2 separate regions of the Homo sapiens genome follow, and region 1 is linked to region 2. A link is an interaction called in ENCODE POLR2A ChIA-PET data of the cell type or tissue named here. Cell type or tissue: endothelial cell of umbilical vein. All regions are shown on one strand. Each heading gives the region's core, and the rest is flanking DNA. Links, peaks and the distances in the headings are about the cores only. Region 1 overlaps IFRD1 (interferon related developmental regulator 1). Region 2 overlaps DOCK4 (dedicator of cytokinesis 4).

Region 1 (9,461 bases), core at 6,427-8,926, 460 kb before region 2:
TGTCTTCAAACTTCCCACCTAATTAATTAATTAATCCCATTAACTCAGATTTCACTTATTCTGGATTATGCTGAAAAGAGGCTGGGAATCATATAATTGCCTTTTGTTTGGGGAGGGGAAGGGCTAAACAAAAGTGAGTATAGTATATGATTACAAAGGTAAAGCTTATCGAATAAAACATACTCAGAACACAACACTTACACAAGCCATCTACTTGCAACATAAACAGAAGCCTTCAATTCTCAGAACATTTGTTTTAACAAATTAATCCATATAAAAATAGAATTTGTAATCTGAGATTTTATTATTCTCCATTTCCCCTTTCTCCACATTTTGTCACTAAAATTCCCTCATGTTGTTCTAAGCATTATTAAAGCTTTAAGTCTTTAAAGTCACCATTGGTATCAGGCCCAGGTTTTAGCCAGTCTGTTCCAGTACTATGAGGATATCTGTGATATTAATCTGCTTGGTATCACTATTTTATTGTCATTATATCATCCTAGTAAAAATTGGACACTGTTAAAATCTAAAAGTAGCCTAAGCATTAAAGGAAATTTTCAATCCATAATCCCTACTGCTAAGCAAGCAGCAGAAGCAAGGCTACATCGTTCCTTTTGATGACTCTAAGAAAAACAGCCAATTAAAGAACTAGGACTGGCTGGGTGCGGTGGCTCACACCCATAATCTCAACACTTTTGAGAGACCAAAGCAGGAGGATCACTTGAGCCCAGGAGCTCAAGGCCAGCCTGGGCAATACAGCAAGACCCATCTCTACAAAATATTAAAAGCGAGCCAGACATGGTGGTACATGCCTATAGTCCCAGCTACTCAGGAGGCTGAGGCAGGAGGATAACCTGAGCCCAGGAGGTGGAGGCTGCAGTGAGCCATGATTGTGCTACTGTACTCCAGCCTGGGTAACAGAGTGAGACCTTGTCAAAAAAAAAAAAAAAAAAAAAAACCCTAGGACTGCCTCAATTTAATATGGATTCCATCTGCTAAATGGGGAGGCTAAGGTTTTTTAAAAATTCACAGCAACTTGGAAGTATGGAAAAAAAAGTCTTTAAATGACAAAAAAACTTACATACAATCAAAATTAAGTGACTGCTCCAAAAATCTACCCAGCAGAGTGTTTTCTGTCATTCTAGCATGAAATTATACCAATAGTTCCACATGATTTAAAAGCTGCACATATTCACCCAAAAAGAAGAAAAGAAAAAGTTAAGTAGCAAAAGCTAATTAAATATTTCAGAATTACTAACTACTGGAGGGCACAGAGATTACTATGAAGTTGCCAAACTCCAATTTCTTTGCCTCCAGGGCAAACAGCTAGACTATTCCCAGCCTCCAGGTGGCTGGTAAGCCAAGGAACTAGATGCAAAAGTGATGTGCTCTGGCTGAGTCTGTCACCTAGCTACCCTGGCTGCCATATCGAGAGAACCTAGAGGTGGGCAGAGCTGCAGTGGAGGCCTGGGGTTCCAGCCAATTTACATTGGGTGGTGATGATAAGAAGAAGAAATAAATTTTTACCAAGCTACTTAGACAAAGATTAATGTTACTTACCTTAAGTAACATTATTACTTACCTTAAGTAATACTAACAAGGAAGCTGGATTTGGATAATAAATATTAAAAGTATTAAAATGTTTCAAGCTTAAACTGATTCACTTGTTTAAAAAAACAGCTTAGGATCACATGTTATTTTTCCAAATCCACTAAGACCACCTCAGTGTCTTCTGTTTTCTGTGACACAGTAAAACATCTCCATATGATCACTTGTATCACTTATTACCGCACCAAAAACAAAAAATAAAACCCCCAAAACCCAAAATCTAAAGTCAAGTGTTGCAAGAGGTAAACATCCAACAATTAGAGAATGAAAGCTTTCTCAAACCCCAAAATTAGAAGACTTTCACAAATCAGAATTTCAGTTTCCTATGTCTACCCAAATCCATAAATATAGAATTATCTTTTTTGTTGTTGTTGTTAAAATACAGTGTGTAGCTTTGTCTCCCAGGCTACAGTTCAGTGGCATGATTATAGCTCACCGCTGCCTCAAACTCCTGGACTTACAAGATCCTCTCTCTTGCCTCAGCCTCTTGAGTAGCTGGTACAGTACTATAGGCGCACCACGTCTGGGTGTCATGAATAGACAGATCTATAAATGTAAATATCTTATACTTACAGTTTGCCTAGCCTGCATACTAGCTGACCCATCACAAATGATTTTCTTTAGGATTGGTCCAAGAGTTTTCAAAATCTCTTCACTTTCAATTCCAGGGCCCAGCTGAATACAAAGAACAGATGCTAACGCTGCAGCTGCACGTTGCTCATCACTCTTACCTATAAAAGCAGCCAAGATGCAATCACGATAGTCTTTTCAGTAGACTAACTTACTAAGACAGTTATTTCCCAAATTTGATCAATGACAAAATAGCATTTACCATTTTTGAAACCCCATGCTCCAGGCTTTGATGTAAGTTACAAACTTAGGCTAAAGAGCTCAAACTATAGAAACAGACCTCACTCAAATCCTAGATCCCACTTATTAGCCAAATGATCATCGATTAGTTACTCTTATTCTCTAAATAGAATTCCTCATCTGTAAAATGGAGATTAGTATCTATCTTAAGGGATTATTTTAACAGTTCAACTAAATGTGTTTCAAGCCAATTTCTATCTTCAAACTCCTTAATGTACTCATATAAACAGTGCTCAAATTGCCCTTGAATTAATCTCCTAAGCATTTCGGATGTACACAGTCCATTAGGTAAACCTTCAGGGTTTCCCTACCAACATTTTTAAAAATAAATACGGGATTAAAAATAACTCTTTAAAACCGTAAAAAATACATTTATTAACTTTATTTATTTTTTTTTTTTTTTGAGACAGGGTCTCACTCTGTCGCCCAAGCTGGAATGCAGTGGTACAAAAAATACATTTATATAAAGGTACATATAAATTAACTCTTGAGAACTGTATACACCACAAGTGTGGGGCAAATACTGAGCTTAAATTATTACCTGATAAATTAAAAATGTAAAAAATACGCAAACTAAAATGGAATTTTTAAAGGTCATCTAGTCCAACAACCATTATAGCATATAGTTTGAATGTAAAACACCTTTAATAGCGCCATTGTGTTATCTTTAAAAAGTTGGGTCTGCTATCAACTATACCAATAACAAGATATATCAGCTTAGACCCACCTCAGTTTTCCTAGGCCTTTCTTTATTCTATTCAATGGAAGAGTGAATTTGATCAAAGGTTTCACTTACAACAAAATTTTTACTCTCAGGTAAAATGAGAAAAATAAGGATATAAAGCTTATTAGTTCATTCAATTTTTTAAAAGTGCATTTCTACATTTTTGGTGCTATAATATTTTGCTAATAAAATAATGATAGTGGAGGATAATTATTTTCATAATGTTCTTACTTGGCTGAATAAGTTGGCAGACACCAAATCTCGTTTTGTTTTGTTTGTTATAATAGAAACCAAGTATCGCTTTGTTGCCCAGGTGGTCTCCAACTCCTGGCTTCCAGCAATCCTCCCACCTCGGTCTCCCAAAGTGCCACAATTACAGATGTGAACCACCATGCCGAGTCACAAGTCTTTTTAAATTTGGTGGTTCCTAAATCTAGTAAGCCTACTAACACTGGACTTTAAGGTCTGATAAAATTATCTTTAAGATTTCTCTTTGGTCTTAAAAGTTCTATCACTGTAACAATTTGAATTCCAGAATTTCTATTACAAAGTTCTAGAATTCAAGTATTCCAAGGGATATCCTGAAAATGATGTAATTTACAGGTACAATCAATGTTTTATATAAGTGCAAGGGAAAATGAGCTAGATGTCTGACACACACTTTCAAGCTTTTCTGGTATAACAAGAGAATGACCATCACCTCTTCTGATACAAAAAAGGTTGATGACAATCTACCCTAATCCTTCTTAGTTTCAAGCTATTTTTTTTTGGTTTACGTAATACAAAAACAAAGTTCTAACAAGTCTCATTTTGAGCCATAACAAGATGGTGCACTCCTTGACTATTAGAAAATTTTAAGAGTGGGCCAGTGTTCCAGTGCTATTACTAAATGTTACTGAAAAGAAGATAACACACTCCTTATTAGTTGTACGTCTGTGACTCAAAAATAAGGGCATTACCTTTTTTCAGGCAGCGTTCAATGCTATCAGTTAAAGTCATTCTCCTTTCCAGAATAAATTCATACAGCATTTTTGAAGCCAGTGCATTTTTAATACCTTCAAGAGCTGCTTGCCTTGTCTTCGCACTATTTAACACCCAATGTAAGAGAAAGAAGATCCAGTTGGAGTATACAATAAATAACTTTTTAAAATCTTATTTCCTTCTAAACTTTACCTATGTATAGATTTTTTAAATCTAATTCTCATCAAGCTCTAACCATTTGTCAATAATATAATTTAATTTCCATCTATGACTCACCTTGTTACACAAAACACTTAAGGCTGCTTTATATCATGGCATTTTTCTTAGTTTGATAGCCACAACTTTAAATGCTTACATAATATTTTATCGTTTCAATGTACAAGTATAGTTTTAATGTATTGTTTTCCTATATTACATATTTAAGTAAATTTACACTTTTTTTAAAACTATAAAAGTCTAGAATTGCATCTTCAGGGCTTTTTAATTCTATTAAGGTCAGTTCTGAAGCTATAGTGAAAAGAAACAATCTAGCTTTGACATTTTTTCATATCATAACATTAGTGGACAAGCAGCTTAAAGCAAGGTTTCGTTATCATTTCTAGTTGAAGATTAACTTTTAATTCAACAAATTCATTTCTATTATAATCAAATACAGCTATGTATGTGCTATTATGCTAGAATAATGACTAATCTGACTCAATCTAAATTCTAATGGCATGTTACTACCCACATTAAAGTCCAACGGAATAAGAAACATCCAAAGTAAACAAATTAACCTTTAGGAAAAATATATTGCTATTATCTGAGAGCTGCACAAATTATATACATGTAAGGTAACTGATTAGAATCACACAGAATAATCATTTCTCTTAGCTTTTGACTAAGATCAAGCATAGACTCACACAGAATGGAGTTTCCAGTATTGCCTACCTCTTATCCAGGGTTAGGTCAATTAATCCCTTCAACTTGTACTCTAGGTCTTCTTGAGTTCCTTCCTCATCAAGGACTTCTGGTCCTAAGAAATAATATAAAACAGCCATCGTAATTTAAAAGAAAAAAAACAGGGAATAATAGTATACTTTAGCTACAAGAATTCCTCCACCTGAAACATTTTATCTAAAGTTGCAAATTTAAATTTAAAACTCATACCATCTTCAGCAAAACTGGAAGGATCGCTATAACCACTGCAATGGCTCATTGTTTCAATTGATGCATCTTCATCACTAAAAGGCTGAACATTTCGATGCTGGCCACCTATTAGGTAAAAGAGGAAAGAGGTAAATTATTTTATTGCCATATACCTAAATATTTAACTTTGGAATTTTTAAGTTTACTTAAAGAGAAATCCAGTAATAAAACCACAGACTCATTTTATAAAAAGAGATTTTATCACAAGTGAACATACTTAAATATTCTTAAACTAAGTTCACCTAATTACGTATTTCAAAGGACCAATGATACATCAACTATACGCATCAGTCCTCTAACAAGAGGCATTCTTTTTTTTGTTTTGTTTTGTTTTTTTTGTTTTTTTGAGACAGAGCCTCCCTGTCGCCCTGGCTGCAGTGCAGTGGCACAATCTTGGCTCACTGTAACCTCCACCTCCTGGGTTCGAGCAATTCTCCTGCCTCGGCCTCCTGAGTAGCTGGGATTACAGGCGCACACCACCACGCCTGACAAATTTTTTGTGTATTTTTAGTAGAGACAGGGTTTCACCATGTTGGTCAGGCTGGTCTCGAACTCCTGACCTCGTGATCCACCCACTTCGGCCTCCCAAAGTGCTGAGATTACAGGTGTGAGCCACTGAGCCCAGCCGACGCACTCATTTTTTTATGACACAAAAACTGATACAAAGGTGGGCGCGGTGGCTCCCGCCTGTAATCCTAGCACTTTGGGAGGCTGAGGCGGACAGATCACTTGAGGTCAGGAATTTGAGACCTGCCTGGCCAACATGGTGAAACCCCGTCTCTACTAATACAAAAATTAGCCCGGTGTAGTGGTGCGTGCCTATAGTCCCAGCTACTCGGGAGGCTGAGGCAGAAGAATCGCTTGAGCCTCGGAGGCAGACGTTGCAGTGAGCCAAGATGGTGCCACTGCACTCCAGCCTGGGCGACAGACCAAGACCTTGTCTCAAAAAAAAAAAAAAAAAAAAAAAAAAACTGATATGAAGATGAAATAATTATTTCTAGACCATGATTTCAAATCATGAAGACAATGAAAACAGATCCAGAAATAGTGTTGTATCATAGATAATCATAAGAATAAGACAAATATATTTTCCAATGAGAATGGCTGGACTTAGCAAACATGAACTGGTGAATGGGTTTTTAGGTTACACATGTCTTATGTTAAGGGGAATTAAGGAGTTAAGGCAGGGTAGTTTTAAAGACAACTTGAAGTGAGAGAAGACAAAAAAGGCTTAAAATAGAAGTTTTGGTATTTGATATAGTATAAAAGCCTATCAGATAAACTACCTTTAAGGGAAAGTTTCTACAATGTGCAAGAGTTTAAAAGTACCAATGCTGGCCGGGTGCGGTGGCTCACACTTATAATCCCAGCACTTTGGGAGGCTGAGGCCGGCAGATCACCTGAGGTCAGGAGTTGGAGACCAGCCTGGCCAACATGGCGAAACCCAGTCTCTACTAAAAATACAAAAATTAGCTGGCCCTGGTGGCAGGCGCTTGTAATCCCAGCTAATTGGGAGGCTGAGGCACAGAATCACTTGAACCCAGGTGGCACAGACTGCAGTGAGCCGAGATAGCACCATTGCACTGCCTGCCTGTGGACAAGAGTAAAATTCTGTCTCAAAAAAAAAAAAGTACCAATGCTGTTACTAAAAAAATAAAATCTTCTTTTTAAAAACTAGAATCTTTCTTTAAACTTCATTAACTTCAGGAATAAATATACAGTCACTTAGGGATTTTGTATTAATAAAAGGACTGCCAAGTCATAAACTACAATTCAGCACTGAGTTAAATTAAGTCCCAAATTCTGCCCCAAAAGTGACCGTGAGTCACCTGATTAACCTCTGAACCTAATTCCCTTTCAGTAAAATCAAAGTTCGTATGTTCAAACGTCACCACCTTAACGGTTTTTTTTTAATGCTCCAAATTTAAGCCTGTTACTGTTGGGCTGGATTTTTTTTTTTAACGGAGTTGTCTTTTTTAAAATCAAAACAGAGAATTTAGCAGATTTTTAAATTAACACAGCAAGCAAGTGGCCTTCAGATTTGCTTGCGTGGTGCCAAAGTAGTAAAGCATAAAGATTAAGCAATGAAGCCAAAATCTCAAAATTTCTTGGAGTGCTTAGGACAGGAATAAACAAAGACCTATGACATCACACTCTATTTCTGGATCTATCTTCCTCGTTTTTATGACTGAAGTAATGGCAACAGATGAGTGTCATCTGATTAATTTTATTAACATTTATTCACAAGTCAATTCACAGTTTTTCTTTTTCATAGCCTATTTCTAAGAGTATTCCTCCTATGCAGCTCTTACTCTGCTCCCTTAACTCATCAGTATTAATGATTTCTAAGATTCGAGGGAAAGAAAAAAAATACACATATATATGTATCAAGAAAAAGAACCCTGTATGAATGCCTGATATTTAGGTCAAACTCACCCACCCACACTGTGATCCTAAGTACCACGAAAGAGATGGCACTCTAGGCACATAAAGTACTTATTTCTAGAGGGCTTACTAACAAGGTTTTGTTCTTTCTTAAAAATATTCTCTTTAAATTAAGTGCTATGACATACCTGTATAAAAGAAGTCAATTTTATTAGCTTCCTAAAACTCTCCACTAACATAAAAAAAATAAAGAGTTTAAATAGAAAACTCATTAAAGTAATAATGACAATTTGGTTACATAGTGGAGACCTCATTTGAATCCCATTTCTTTTAGATGTCATTTAAAAATACTAGTTAGGTAAGTGGCTTGTTAAGTAAGCAAAAGTTTGTGTAATTTTCCATCTCTTCTACTCAACTATTATTTATTCATTGTTTATTAAACAAGTAAAACATTCACATAGGACCAAGTTAAAGTTTTAAAAAGTAAATCTCACCCCCATACCTTTCCCCAGCTCCACTTCTGAGGTAACCACAGTTAACAAGTTCTAGCACACACTTCCAAAGATATTCAAAGCATGTATTGTGTTATAAATTAATCAAAGAATTATTTTCCACTTGTTTACATATGCTAAAATTCAGTGATGAAATGGATCTTTTCTACTAAAATAGTGAAAAGGTAGCAGCAATAAAGCTGATGAAAGGTCACAAATGAGCCCTGAAGCAAAATTTAAAAGGCAATCCCCATACAGCCACCAGAGGCCTGTATAGGTACTATAAGCACAAAGAGGGAAGGAGGCTTGCCCAGAAACTTTAGACGGGATTAAAGGTTTGTGCGTGATCTAGGCCATTACTAACATCATTATAACTTTCAAACTTTAGCTTTCAAACTTTTCCATTTCATCAACAAAAGGGTAATAGAATAAAATAAATACCTTCTAGAAAGAATTCAAATGTTTGATTCAGATGAGGAAAAGCTGAAACACAGTGGTAAGAAATATCCTCAGACCAGGCACCGTCCCAGCATTGTGGGAGGCTTAGGCAGGAAGATCCCTGGGGACGAGGGACTCGTGACCAGCCTGGCCAACATAGACCTTGTCTCCACAAAAAATGTAAAAAATAGCCAGGAATGGTGTCACATGCCTGTAGTCCTAGCTACAGGAGGCTGAGGAGGGAGAGCTGCTTGAGCCCAGGAGTTAAGAGGTTGCAGTGAGCTATGATCACACCACACCGCACTCCAGCCTGGGCGACAGAGCCAGACTCCCTCTTTCCCTTAACAAAAAAAAAAAAAGTATCCTCAATTCACATAGAGCAACCAGAGGCCACAATAAATTACATATTTTACATCTTGATAAAGAATGAATTTCATCAACATGGAGAGCATTCAAAATAAAGAGGCACCTAAAAAATGTAAAAAATTGCTGTTTTAAGAATCCCTCCCTATGGTCAATTATTAAATGTTTAATACATGATCACGAGTTTTTGAGCTTTTTTAAATGCCAGTTTCCAATAACCTTTAACAACATAACCCCATATTTACTTTTCTTGTGAACAAAGGCATATCATTCTGAGTGGCAGCCGTGGCAGAGGGGCAACTGTGTCCAAAAATACCTGATGGCTAATAGTTCCAGTGTGATAACGTCGGAGAATACTCCAATATTTAACTCCTGTTTAAATTTCTAAATAAAATATTACCCAGGTTATTTAA
Region 2 (12,491 bases), core at 5,793-8,292:
GGTTTTTAAAATATACATTCCCAACAGTAGCAATAACTTATTTTGGGGATTGGAGTTATATCTAAATCTCACTCTGAAGCAAAATTATAAGTTTCCCTCCTAAAATTTTGGCCTTTTAAGAATCATTTTCTTTTGATGTGAATTGTTAGTTGATTTCAGTGTGCATAGTATTTCATAGGAGCTGTCTTCTTTCTTTTTGTGTGTTGAAATGCATTTTCTTCATTTCTCCATATTTGCCTCCTTTCTGACTCAAGCTTTACTTACTATTCAGGGAAGAATCACTGAGCTTTATTCTCTCTATAATTCCTGGAGTTGCCAGAAAAGGACTAATCTGTGCGTACTTTCTCCGTATGGATACACCATCCTAGTCCTGTCCTGCCCTGCAAAATGTTTCAGAAACCAATTAATCTAAACCATTAATCTATAATTAATTGTGATCCCCCTCCCCATTCCAAGTGGTATTGTGCAAGTGGGAATTGTGGTGGCTGTGTGTTTAGACCTGCGGGAGGGCCCAGTCATTACTAAATAAAGTGTCTCCGTTGATTACTGCAGAAGAAGACTGCTTTTATGCACCACATACTATGCTAGGCTCTGGGCACGTAATGGTAAGCAAATGGATGCAGTCCCTTCTCTTGAGAAACTTACAGTTTATGGAAAAGAAATCTGCTCCAAACAATATAGCAGAAAGGTAAACCAAGCCTAATAACAAGCAGGAAATATATTCCTCGTTTATTATTGAACACATATTTATTAACTACTATGGGCCCGGCATTTGGATGAGGGAGTGAAGAAAGCAGTGAAACAAAAGGGTCACAGTCCTTTAAGGAGCTCTCAGGCAATACCTTTGTTTATATCTATTATTGAGTGATAGCATTGATATATTGTGTATTATTTTAATAAATTTCATATATGTGAAATGCATATTTATAATAATCTAAGAAGTTGGCAAAGTATGTGAACTTAGTGATTTTCTTAGAAAGATATAAAATTAAAATATGACAGAGGGTTCCAGCTATCAAATTATACTTCCTATTTATATTCATTTTTCCTAGTCAATAACATGTAATAATAAGCTGTAATGGACATGATTGTCTTCATATATTCTTTATCATTTTTTACAGTTATTGCCAGTTTCCGAGGAACCGTTCCATATGGCCTGTCATTGGAAATTGGAGATACAGTTCAGATCCTGGAGAAGTGTGATGGTGAGTAGCCTTATGAACAACCTCCTCAACATACGGCTGTTCATAAAGTCTACAAATTCTGTCCATACCGCTATTAATCTCTGGAACTTTTCCAGTAGTCACCACAAGTCATTTTTGACAAAATTGTTTCCTGCATTTTCAGTGTTTGGCTAATGGAAAGGCATCATTTCCTATTTTTAAGCTGATTATAATATTATTTCCTTATAATCATTAGATGCAAACAGAGAAAGCAGTTGAAGTTACCATATCTGTGGGAGTTCTTGACTCAGTGCCAAACTAGAAGGTTTTTCTCAGAATCCTCAGGATCTAGTAGATCCCACAGGACAGGAAGAAGCAGAGGCCCAGAGCAGACATGGCTTACCTGAGGTTGAGTAGCCAGATGCCTCTGGAGGGCTCCTGCCCAGGCCAACTCTGCTCCAGGCCTATAGTTTCTTCCCCTCAAACTTGGAATAAAATTATTCAATGCACTTGAATAATATTAGTAGAATATATTGTCTGACTTTGTATGATGATTATTAATTTATGTAGTAGGCAACTCATTTAAGATAGCTAATGGTTCTCAAATGTTTCCATTCCTGTTCCATGAAACATCCTTAAATGCTAGTCCTTAAAAAGATTTCTGATCAAATGACTACTTTGTTTTGTTTTTTGTTTTTCTTTGAGACAGGGTCTTCCTTTGTCACCCAGGTAGGAGTGCAGTGGCATGATCATGGCTCACTGCAGCCTCGATCTCCTGGGCTCAAGGGATCCTCCTGTCTCAGTCTCCCAAGTAGCTAGGACCACCGGGATACTTCATTATGCTTGGCTGATTTTTTTATTTTTTATTTTTTGTAGAGACAGAGTCTCACCATATTGCCCATGCTCGTCTCAAACTCTTGGCCTCAAGTGATCCTTCCACCTTGACCTTCCAGAGTGCTCAGATTACAGGCATAAGCCACTGCACCCAGCTTTCCTTTTTCTTTTTTTCTTTTTTTCTGTTTCCTTTTTTTTTTTTTTTGAGATGGAGTCTTGCTCTGTCACCCATGCTGGAGTTCAGTGGCGGGATCTTGGCTCACTGCAACCTCTGCCTCCTGGTTTCAAGTGATTCTCCTGCCTCAGCCTCCCGAATAGCTGGGATTACAGGCACATGCCACCACACTCAGCTAATTTTTTGTATTTTTAGTAGAGATGGGATTTCACCATGTTGGCCAGGCTGTCCTCGAACTCCTGACCTCAGGTGATCCACCCACCTTGGCCTCCCAAAGTGCTGCGATTAGAGGTGTGAGCCACCATGCCCGGCCACCCAGCTTTTCTTGTTAACAAAATGACTACATTTTAGAGCCCCGTTAGTATATCCGAAAATACTCATGTTTTTCCTCTTTTAAGGTTTTCCTTACTAGGAATTTATATTATGATGATATTTTTATCATATCAAGGTTTATTATAGATGAAACTGTATTCCCCCAAACAGAACTACGACATTTAGTTAGACCCTAGCATTAGATGCTGGTGATATCGGAATGTTTATTCTGTCCACTGTGATTGATACCTTAAAAAATATAATAAGATTTCCTGTGTTATTGCCAGATATATTTTGTCTGTTACTACTTTGTATACAGATAAATATAAAATTTATTGTGAATTGGTGCATGAAACTGGACTGCATATCTAATAGGAGGTGTTTTGTAATCTAAGACTTTTTCTGTATAGTATAATTGGACAGAGACCTCTCTATGACATTTTTGCAATTCTCAAGAAGTTTTGTTTTTTGTTAGAATAATTATTTACAAATGGATGTATTTCTTGGATCTGTCTTTATGGCAACTGATAAACCCTGAGATATAGAGATTCTGATTTTCAGTTCATTCTGCTCTCCTCAGACTGATTTTAAAACTGTTAGGGACGATATTTTACAATATATCCTTTTAAGAAAATGTATTATGAGGAGGAAAAATGTTTAAATACAAAGCTCAAATATTTGTTTTGTATTAAAATTTTGCCTAAAATTTAATCATTGAAAAAATTCTATTAGGCATAATATTTACTACATAGTATAATAATTTTTTTGCCAATGAGCAAAATGGTCTTTACACTTGAAAAAATACAATATATATCCTGATTTGTTTTAAACTATAAAAAGACATGTAAGGATAGTGCTGCAAAATTGATTCAGAATTGCTGGGAGCTTAAATCCAGCAGTCCTTGAGCCTGCTTATTGGCAAGGGATGCGACCTAAGACCCCCAGGATACCTGCAACCTTGGATGGTACTGAACCTTATACATCCTACATTTTTTCCTTTACATGTGATAAAGTTTAATTCATAAACTAGCCACAGTTGACAAGAACTAATGATGAAATAGAATAATTATAACAATATTCTGTTCACAGTTTCATGAATAGAAGATTCATTTTTACCTAGATTTTAGCAACCTCAGCATATGATTTTTTTTTCTTTCCTTATTAAATTCAAGAACTTTCACCTTTTCACTTAAAGCACTTTATGGCTTCTCTTTGGCACTTCCCAGTTGCCAACATCACTACTCTTGTGCCTTGGAGCCATGATTAAGTAAAATAAGGGTGACTTGAACACAAGGACTTTAAAACTGTGATCCTCAATCTGGTAACCGAGAGGGCTAGTAAATAACTAATGGGTGGGTAGCACTGACAGTGTGGATATGCTGAACAAAAGGATGATTCATGTCCTGGGTGGAACTGAGCGGGCAGGCACGGGATTTCATCATGCTACTTAGAATGGCATGCAGTTTAAACCTTATGAATTATTTCTGGAATTTTCCATGTAGTATTTTTGCACCCAGGTTGACCATGAGTAACTGAAACCGTGGAAAGTGAAACCGCAGATAAGAAGGGCCTACTATAATAGTCATTCTACAGAATAAAAATTACGCTGAGCTCTTGGTCAGCCATTGTGCTGATGAAAATGTGCCAGTTAATTCTGGCAGTGAATGATGGCTTTACTCTTTGTATGATATGAGACTGATCTTAACCCAAGACCGTAGGCTTAAGGATGTGCAATTCACGTCATGACTGTTGGCCAGGTACTATTATTTGGTGGCAGAGTCTGGCGTTTGTAGTCAGGCAAGTAGAATTTGGAAATGTATGAAATCTTGTGCAGATTCTTGACTTTCCCTGTGACATAATGTGGCCTTTCATAAAATGGGAAGAAGTGGTACTCAGAGATGTCAAGTAACCTGGCCAAGATTAAACAGACAATAAGAAGCAAAGCCAGAATTGAAGCCCAATGCTCTGATTTTAAAGCCTTTATTCACATTATGTATTTTTCTGTTGTTTATAAAAATTTTTGATACAGTTTTTTAAAAATGGTTTTATTAATAGAATTCTTATGTTTGGTCACTCGAGCTATTTTGTAGCCTAAGGCCAATACCTACCATATTTATCCATAGAATCTTTTCATGTATGGTAAAATTCCATCGGCAAAGAACAGATTGATTTGTTATTATCTTTAAAATATTACAATGGTTTATCAAAATATGACCATGATTATTTTTCCACAGGCTGGTACAGAGGATTTGCCTTAAAAAACCCAAATATCAAGGTAAAAATTGTTATTTCTAACTATAATTATGAAATTTATTAAGAAAGATAGTTATTTAAATTATTTCTTTATACAATTGAAATTACAGTTGGGACTCAGTTGAAATGCCAAATGATATTGCAAATTTTTATAATTTTGGAAATTCCTTTGAACTTGGATTATAGTTAAGATATGCTACTCAAATGATAATCCTATTTAGCTCTTGAAAATTGTACTGAGAAGACCTTAATAAGCTCATTATATATAAACAAAATCTTTTTGAAGTGGTAGTTTCTCAGAGAGCTAAATTAAAATTCAGGCAGGGGAAATACATATGCCAAAAGAAATATTAAATAGCAGTATTTAATCTTTATGTTTTCCATGGTATCATTTGTAAAATATCGGTATGGAGAAACAAGTATACTTAGCGGCATGTTAAGAGTCCCTTTGGATTTGGGGGGCTGAAGCCAGGAAAACAATATTATTAAAAAACCCATCTTTCTTACCATTTCAGGCAGAAATTAAGATTCATTATCCTTGATACATTTCTATAAATCCTCAGGAATTAGAGCAAGAAGTAATGTCATTTTTGTTTTATCTTTTATTTGTATAGTTTGCAATTTTGACAGTAATCCTTACTAATATCTGTGTTTTTCTATCTTACTCTAATCTCCTCAGTCTTCACCTGTATTTCCTACATTCTCTAATATTTTCATATATGTCATTTTTTTTTTTGGTTTAATTCTAGCTTTGGGATTGTAGATAAGAAATTTGTATTTTCATTCTCAAAATACACTTTTGCCTTTTTCCTTAAATATGCCATTTTCTGGATCATTCAACTGTGTTTAATTACTTCATGTATTTTAGGTCATCCTAAAGGGGAACGGTAAGGGACAAAAGAGTATATAAATTTAATTTTTTAAATACTTTACTCCTCATTTAACATTGTTTTTATATATCTATGAGGCACATGCAAATATAGCTTCAGTATTTAATGAATTCATTTAGACCATATTTGAGAAGGAAACTTAGTATGATTTCTCTGTTATTTCTGTCACTTCTAATAAACCTCAAGTCTGACTTTTCCTGATTAGTTAGAATTACTCTATTTGTTGATCCTACCATATTGAAGAAAACAAGTGCGTTTTAAAAATCTACATATATATATTTACTACTATTGAATGGAAAGAATTTGCCTATTAAATTTTATTTTATACTTGGATCCACAATGGTGATATATATATTCAAATGACATTTATTTTCTTAAATATTTAATTGAGTTTGTCATTTAATTATACATTAGAAATTCTTCAGAGGATAATTGCCATTTAATGAACAATCAAATTGATGCTCATTTTTTTGTTGTTGTTTCTTTCAATTTCCCATTTAGAACAAAGAAACAATTTCCTTGCCTTGTCATTTCCTACAATAAAAAGCTTCAAGCTAACATGGCTTCTTTTGTTTGATTTCTGTTCCATCAGAATGGCAGCATGGTGATTAACTGTTGCTGAGTTGTCATCAAAAATCTTCCATAACACAGAATACACATATTATCTCTAAATTTGCAGTGATATTTTTTGTATGTATATTTTCAAGAGAAATATGAATGTTTTGGGGAGAAAAAAAGGAACTACCATCAAAACGAAGAACCTTTCAAAACTATGCAATACATATTTTGTAAACTCTTATTCAGTATAACATGGTTTTTATATAGAATTCCTGAAATTTTCTTATTTTCTGTTTAATAAACATTATGTTTTCTGAGTAAGATTTAATTTTTTTGATCATATTTGTTTAGAATGTCTCTAAATTTTTAAAGTAGTTAATGGTAGAAAATGAAAGGATGGATCTTAAGCCACAGTAGATTTCATCCAAGAGAATGTGGTAGAGATGTTGCTTTTCCCTATTCCTGATGTTGTCATGGTTGTATGGCTGTGTTTTATACAAATGACTTGTGAAACCAACCCTGCCTTAACAGCCGGCATCGTAACCTTCATGTTTTCTTTTCCAGGGTATATTTCCTTCCAGCTACGTTCACTTGAAAAATGCCTGTGTAAAGAACAAAGGGTAAGAAATGAGTTTTATTAGTAGTTGGAGGATTTTCACAGAGCCTTTGCTTCTTTTGGAATTTGAAAGGCATAGTAATTGTCTTGAAAAATGAACTGTAGAAGATCATACCATTGTCTGTGTTCTTTGTTAAAGATATATTGCATTAAGACCGTTGGTGGAGAAAATTAAAGAACCCCATCTGTGTGTGCTGGACAAGAGGATCTGAGAGACTGGAGGTCTCTCAGTGTCCACAAATCAGGGAATCAGCCTATGCTTGAGCAGAAGGAGTTGGTTCTTTTTGGTTTCTTGCTACTTAGGGAAGCATGTCAGTCAGACCCATTAAATGCTGTCATATTATCTCAAACCCCAGGAATTTCCTAGGTTCACCACTGATTCTAAGATGCATAGTGTGTCTTTCTCTAAATGGGCATAATAACATATTCTTGTGTGACCACTTCACAAAGCCATTATTCTATTTTAGAGAATGTCATTTATATGATACTTTGTTTGATTGAGCTCATTGATCACCTAGTATTTCTAATACATTAAAAAAATTTCTAGTCTTATTTCCAAAAGGATTTGAAGTGGCAGTCACTTTAACATAATTCCAATAAGGTACAGCAGGATAAAACAGAAGAACTTGCCTGTGTAAATAGTTAGCATAAGCAGATCATTCATCATAAGGGGCCATGGATTTAGACACAAACATTTGGTGTCAGTGTCACAAGGACTATTCACATGATCATTGCATAATTTTCATCTTAGGACAACAGAATACAGATTCAGCCATAGAAATTATATTTTTTCTCAAATAGTGATAAATAGCAATTTATTATTTGAATTCTTAAAGCATAGTAATGGCATTTTCCAACTTGAGTCTTAAGATAAAAGTTCCAACGAGGCTATTCAAATAATTTCCTCCTCAATAAAGATATGATATTAAATTTCAGTTCAGGGAAACAGCCTATGCATGTGGCTAAGAGTCTATGGTATAAATACTTTGAGAGTTCCCTATATGGGTAAAACTTAAAGAATCTCAGAGACCATTACTCTACATGTCTTATATATGTGAGCTGCTTTAAGCATGTTAGTAGTAGCACTCAGTAATAGTAATTATTGAATAATAGATTAAAAGCATAATTCTAATTCTAATAATTACCACTACTACTACTGATCTTTTAAGAAATGTGTGTCCTTTGGAAGTGTGCAGCTATAATCCACCAGAAGCATCAAGCCAAGTTGTTGGTCCTTTTGAAACTTTCCTACCCAGCTAGATGTGATACCATTCAGCCTCCCTCCAGTAAACCAGAGGATACTTCAGAATACACTCCAGCCATATGCTTACTCTTTGTTCTGATCCTTCTGTGCTAGTGATCTGGGCTTGGCAATGTGAAAACACCATGGGCTACCCCTGTTTCTTAAAGTGTCCTTTTGAGCAAGCCTGTGCAACCAGTCCTCTTTGCTGCCTTTGTCCCAAGCCCAACCCTGACCTCCCTCAACTCTGCAGTGCAAAGGGCATCATATGCTCTGACCAAGGAAGAGAAAAGAGAGAATGCTGTGCTAGCAAAGATGATGTCAAGCATCTCTCCACTTAATCAAAGTCTATCCCTCAAAGTGAGTTGGGGTAGGATATGGTTTTTAAATAAGTACGTCCTTTTTTTAAATCCTGGTTAGTAACTGGTGTATATCTGATCCCCTTCCATGAGCCCCAGGAAGTTTAAATGTGGGTAAAGTACCTAAAAATTTGGTCATGTAAGTTTAAGACTTTCTTATGGGGTCTCCACCTGACACTAGGTATGATGGACATTGTGCAGCAGAAGAACAGAAAAGCCCAACATTAGTTTCTGTAAAAGACTTATTGGAATTGACTCAGACCCTAGGTCTAGGGCTGTTACTGGAAGAAAAACTTTGGCCTGAAAACATTTGAGAGCATGTATTGCCAGGTAATTGCTTTCCCAGAGAGGAACATCTTTGGGGTTTTGGTATTACCTGTCTTATTTTAAGTGGATTTATGGCCCACTAGGATGAAATAATGGAAAAGTCCATCCTAGAATAATTGAACAAAATATAATTTCAGAGGTAACTACTTACGACAGACTATTTGAACACTGATTTTGGGTTTGGAATAATTAATAGAAAACAGTCACCTTGCCTAAAATGGCAATTTTATGCTTAAAAATTTAAATTTTGCTTGGACAACCCCCAATCAACTTCTCACAGACTGAATTGCGTGTATGTTCTTTCTTGTGTCTTCAGATCAATGTAGGACTGTTGGAGGTCAATTAAATTATAGTTTATGGACAGGGAGGCCACTTCTGTATTGTTTAATTCCTACTGAGGTCATGTCACTTTTTAAATGTTAAGTAGTATGTCAGGTTTCCCTGGAAATTCAGTGTTTCCTCCTTGACCTTGTATAGGATCATTTTATAATCTCCATCTCCAAATATTCATCATTTAAATTGCAAACGCTGCTTCAAAAGCAAAATAAATGTACCACCATTTAAAAATGTCATATACAGACTTAATAAAAGGTTCTGTGTCTGTCACAGTTTATATATTACTGTTTACTTTTATTTCTAGTTTAAAATCCCAGTTTTACATTTTCAGCTGTGTTTAAGCTCTAGAAAGAAGGAAAATATTCATAGGGCAAGTATTTTAGCAGCACTGCGAAATGAGGAGATGAAACTCTGTTGGGAAAAAAATCAAGGCAAGATTTTAGTTTCCATATGTCTGACAAGAAGATTTTACAAAAGACAATTATATACACTTTGGACATAACATGAAAAAGGAATCACAGAACAGTTATTAGTCTCATGCTAAGAAGTAATTTCCCCTTGATCATTAGACAACATGGTTCTGTGTCTAATATGTCATTACTTTCTATGTATTAGACGTTTTCTTGAGAAAAATATACTGAAATAAAGAAAATAGTCTCAATCAATATATCAGTAGCATTCTTTGGGAAGCAGTGGTAGTAATAGCCACTAAACCACTTTCACCTGCACATACACACACACACACACACACACACACACACACACACACACACACAAAGAAAGAATTTGAAAAAAGAAACTGGAGATGAAGATTATTATATGCCAAAGGTAGGATACAGAGGACAAATTAAATCTTCTCAGCCAGGCGCGGTGGCTCACACTGGTAATCCCAGCACTTTGGGAGGCTGAGGCAGGCAGATCACAAGGTCAGGATATTGAGACCATCCTGGCTAACACGGTAAAACCCTGTCTCTACTAAAAATACAAAAAATTAGCCGGGCGTGGTTGCAGGCACCTGTAGTCCCAGCTACTCGGGAGGCCAAGGCAGGAGAATGGCATGAACCTGGGAGGTGGAGCTTGCAGTGAGCCGAGATCGCGCCACTGCACTCCAGCCTGGGCGACAGAGCAAGACTCTGTTCTCAAAAAAAAAAAACACAAAACTTCTCTTTTATTTCCCCCATCTCCTCATGCATATTCTCAACTTCAGGACCACCATACACACCCTACTAGATATTGATATAAATATTTTCCAAGGATAGTTTCTGACTTTTAGAGAAGAAATGAGAAGACTACGTTACTCTAATCAGAAAGAGGAACATTTTGGAACGAATATTCAAATATCGGTGATGTCATAAGCCATAAGTTCTATGCTGTATGATAACATTACTTAGAATACTAATCATTTCTCATGGTCCTAGTTTGCAAATAATAAAAATTAAGTGTTACCGAGATCAAGAGAGTGTTCAATTAGTATCTCAGTGTCTAGTTACTTATAACACTGAGTTAGTTTGGATGCCCACAGCCATCATGTCCTGGTGATTGAATGGTGTTCCTTTTACTCTCTTTGAGTCCTATAGTCATAGCCCTTGGAAGGCAAAAGTCACCTCAGAGTTTATGTAGCCCAGTGACCTCATGTTACAGATGAAGGCTTTTGGCCTTAGGTTAAATGAGTTGCTGCCTAGTCGTGAACTGGTACTGGAGTGCAACCCTTCTGATGCTGTTCCTTCTTCACCACGCTGCTCAAACTTGATCTGGTTGAAGTGGCTGGTTGTTCTGGTATTGTCCTACCACAACCCATGTAGCATTCCTCACATTAACTTATAACCAGATCCTGGTTACTGTCTGTAGAACGAACAATAGCTAGGCAGCTTTCTTTTCTAGTTATCTTTTAGAGTATTTAAAACAAAATTGTTGTCTATGGTATTTACATATATACTTTTTCTTTTTTAATTTCACAGACAATTTGAAATGGTTATTCCCACTGAAGACTCTGTTATCACAGAAATGACATCAACATTAAGAGACTGGGGAACCATGTGGAAACAACTCTATGTGGTTAAGTAGCTTTTTAATGACACGATTTTTCGGGTAAAGAATTGTTTTAAGAAATACATGAACATGAGTAAGCATTAACTAATATAGCACCTTCTGCAAGTCTCCAGGACTCCTTGGGGATATAGATATTAACAAGACAGTCTTGTTACAATCTCTGTGTCCACTGAGCATGGGTTTTGTAAGTTATTTTTCAATACCACAGGAATATAAAAGATTATTTTTCTGGCATCTAACCAAATAGGATGGTTTACATGGACCTATTGTTGAACCTCCTGAATATTTTTAATTTCCAGGGAAAAATAAAATTCAAGACAATTTTGGTGGCTTTGGTATTTTATCAAATTCAAATTCTGTAAGTAATTCAAGTATACTGTAAATGACAGACTTCTTAGCTAGTATCAATGAGAATATTCTAAATATACTAGAGAAAAGAATGTTTCTTGAGGGGAAAAAGGATCTGTGTTTTGCAGATACGTAGTATATATTTATTTACTTACTATAAGTAATCACATTGGGAACTTATGTGGCAAATCCCATGGTAAGTACTCTTTGATGCAGTATCTTCTTTAATCCTTATTACTACTCAAAGAAATAATAATGATGATCACATCCAGCTTACAGATGAGAAAAATAAGGCACAGAGAGTGAAGTACTCACCCCACATCAAGTAATGGGAAAATGGCTGAGCTGGGGTTCTGGTATGAATATGGTGCTGTCACTCTGAACCCCACTGTAACTGTGGAAGTCTGGGGGTGGTGAAATATTAGGGAAGACCCCATGCTATTTCTTCTTTTATTTTTAAAGAAATTTGTAGAACAGCTTAATCATTTGAAGGGATTAATTCAAAATACAAACGTGTGCTTATCCTGACAAAACGATTTAAAACAGCCTGTCGAGGAAAAAATCCAAATTAGTGAGGGACACTGGCAGAATGATAGTGTTTATTGTCTGTTACATCTGAAATGCAATAGGATATTTCACTGAGGCAAGAAAATCTGACAAAGTCACTAGTGAAAACCCTTTGATGTTGGACTTCTCTGATTAAACCCTCCTGTAGCTGGTAGCTTTAGAACTCACTATGAAAATCCACAAGAAACCTTAGGTGAATTGGCGGAGCATAGGTTTTGTAAATAACAAAGTCAAGATAACCGACCTCGAGGGCTCTGTGCTAGGGAAGTGCAAAGAAATGCAGATCTCCTTTTTAAATTTTCTTTTTTTTTTGTAAATGTTGGAAAGAATTCAAAATCCAAGTATTATTTCACTTAAAGTAACATTGGGCATGGCACTAACATGGAAAAAGAAACTATTTGAAATGCTCAAACCACTGCATTCCAAATACCCGATATAAGAGTTATAAAAATAATGACAGTGTG

Evidence for each region. ChIA-PET counts read pairs that join two places held together with the same protein. Peaks named below come from ENCODE experiments on the same cell type or tissue, not always from the same donor. Only the 100,000 strongest peaks of a DNase experiment are listed, where the experiment ranks them.
Region 1: POLR2A ChIA-PET joins it to region 2 with 5 read pairs; 2 of 35 experiments call an interaction of 5 or more read pairs at or near these places.

What each region holds. Positions count from the first base shown.
Region 1 is chr7:112,451,739-112,461,199 of GRCh38, reverse strand. It overlaps IFRD1 (interferon related developmental regulator 1), which reads right to left. Exons shown (of 12, transcript NM_001550.4): 2 at 5,333-5,437; 3 at 5,114-5,198; 4 at 4,162-4,286; 5 at 2,182-2,339. Among named protein-coding and RNA genes, the nearest start is that of IFRD1, 6.0 kb to the right of the region's middle. In endothelial cell of umbilical vein, for the core only: no CTCF peak of the experiment used is centred there; DNase peaks (open chromatin) are centred at 7,539, 8,489 and 8,849; H3K4me3 peaks cover 480 bases; H3K27ac peaks cover 1,470 bases.
Region 2 is chr7:111,992,762-112,005,252 of GRCh38, reverse strand. It overlaps DOCK4 (dedicator of cytokinesis 4), which reads left to right. Exons shown (of 53, transcript NM_001363540.2): 2 at 1,122-1,205; 3 at 4,719-4,759; 4 at 6,750-6,805; 5 at 11,022-11,118. Among named protein-coding and RNA genes, the nearest start is that of DOCK4-AS1, 190 kb to the right of the region's middle. In endothelial cell of umbilical vein, for the core only: no CTCF peak of the experiment used is centred there; DNase peaks (open chromatin) are centred at 6,272 and 6,742; H3K27ac peaks cover 1,233 bases.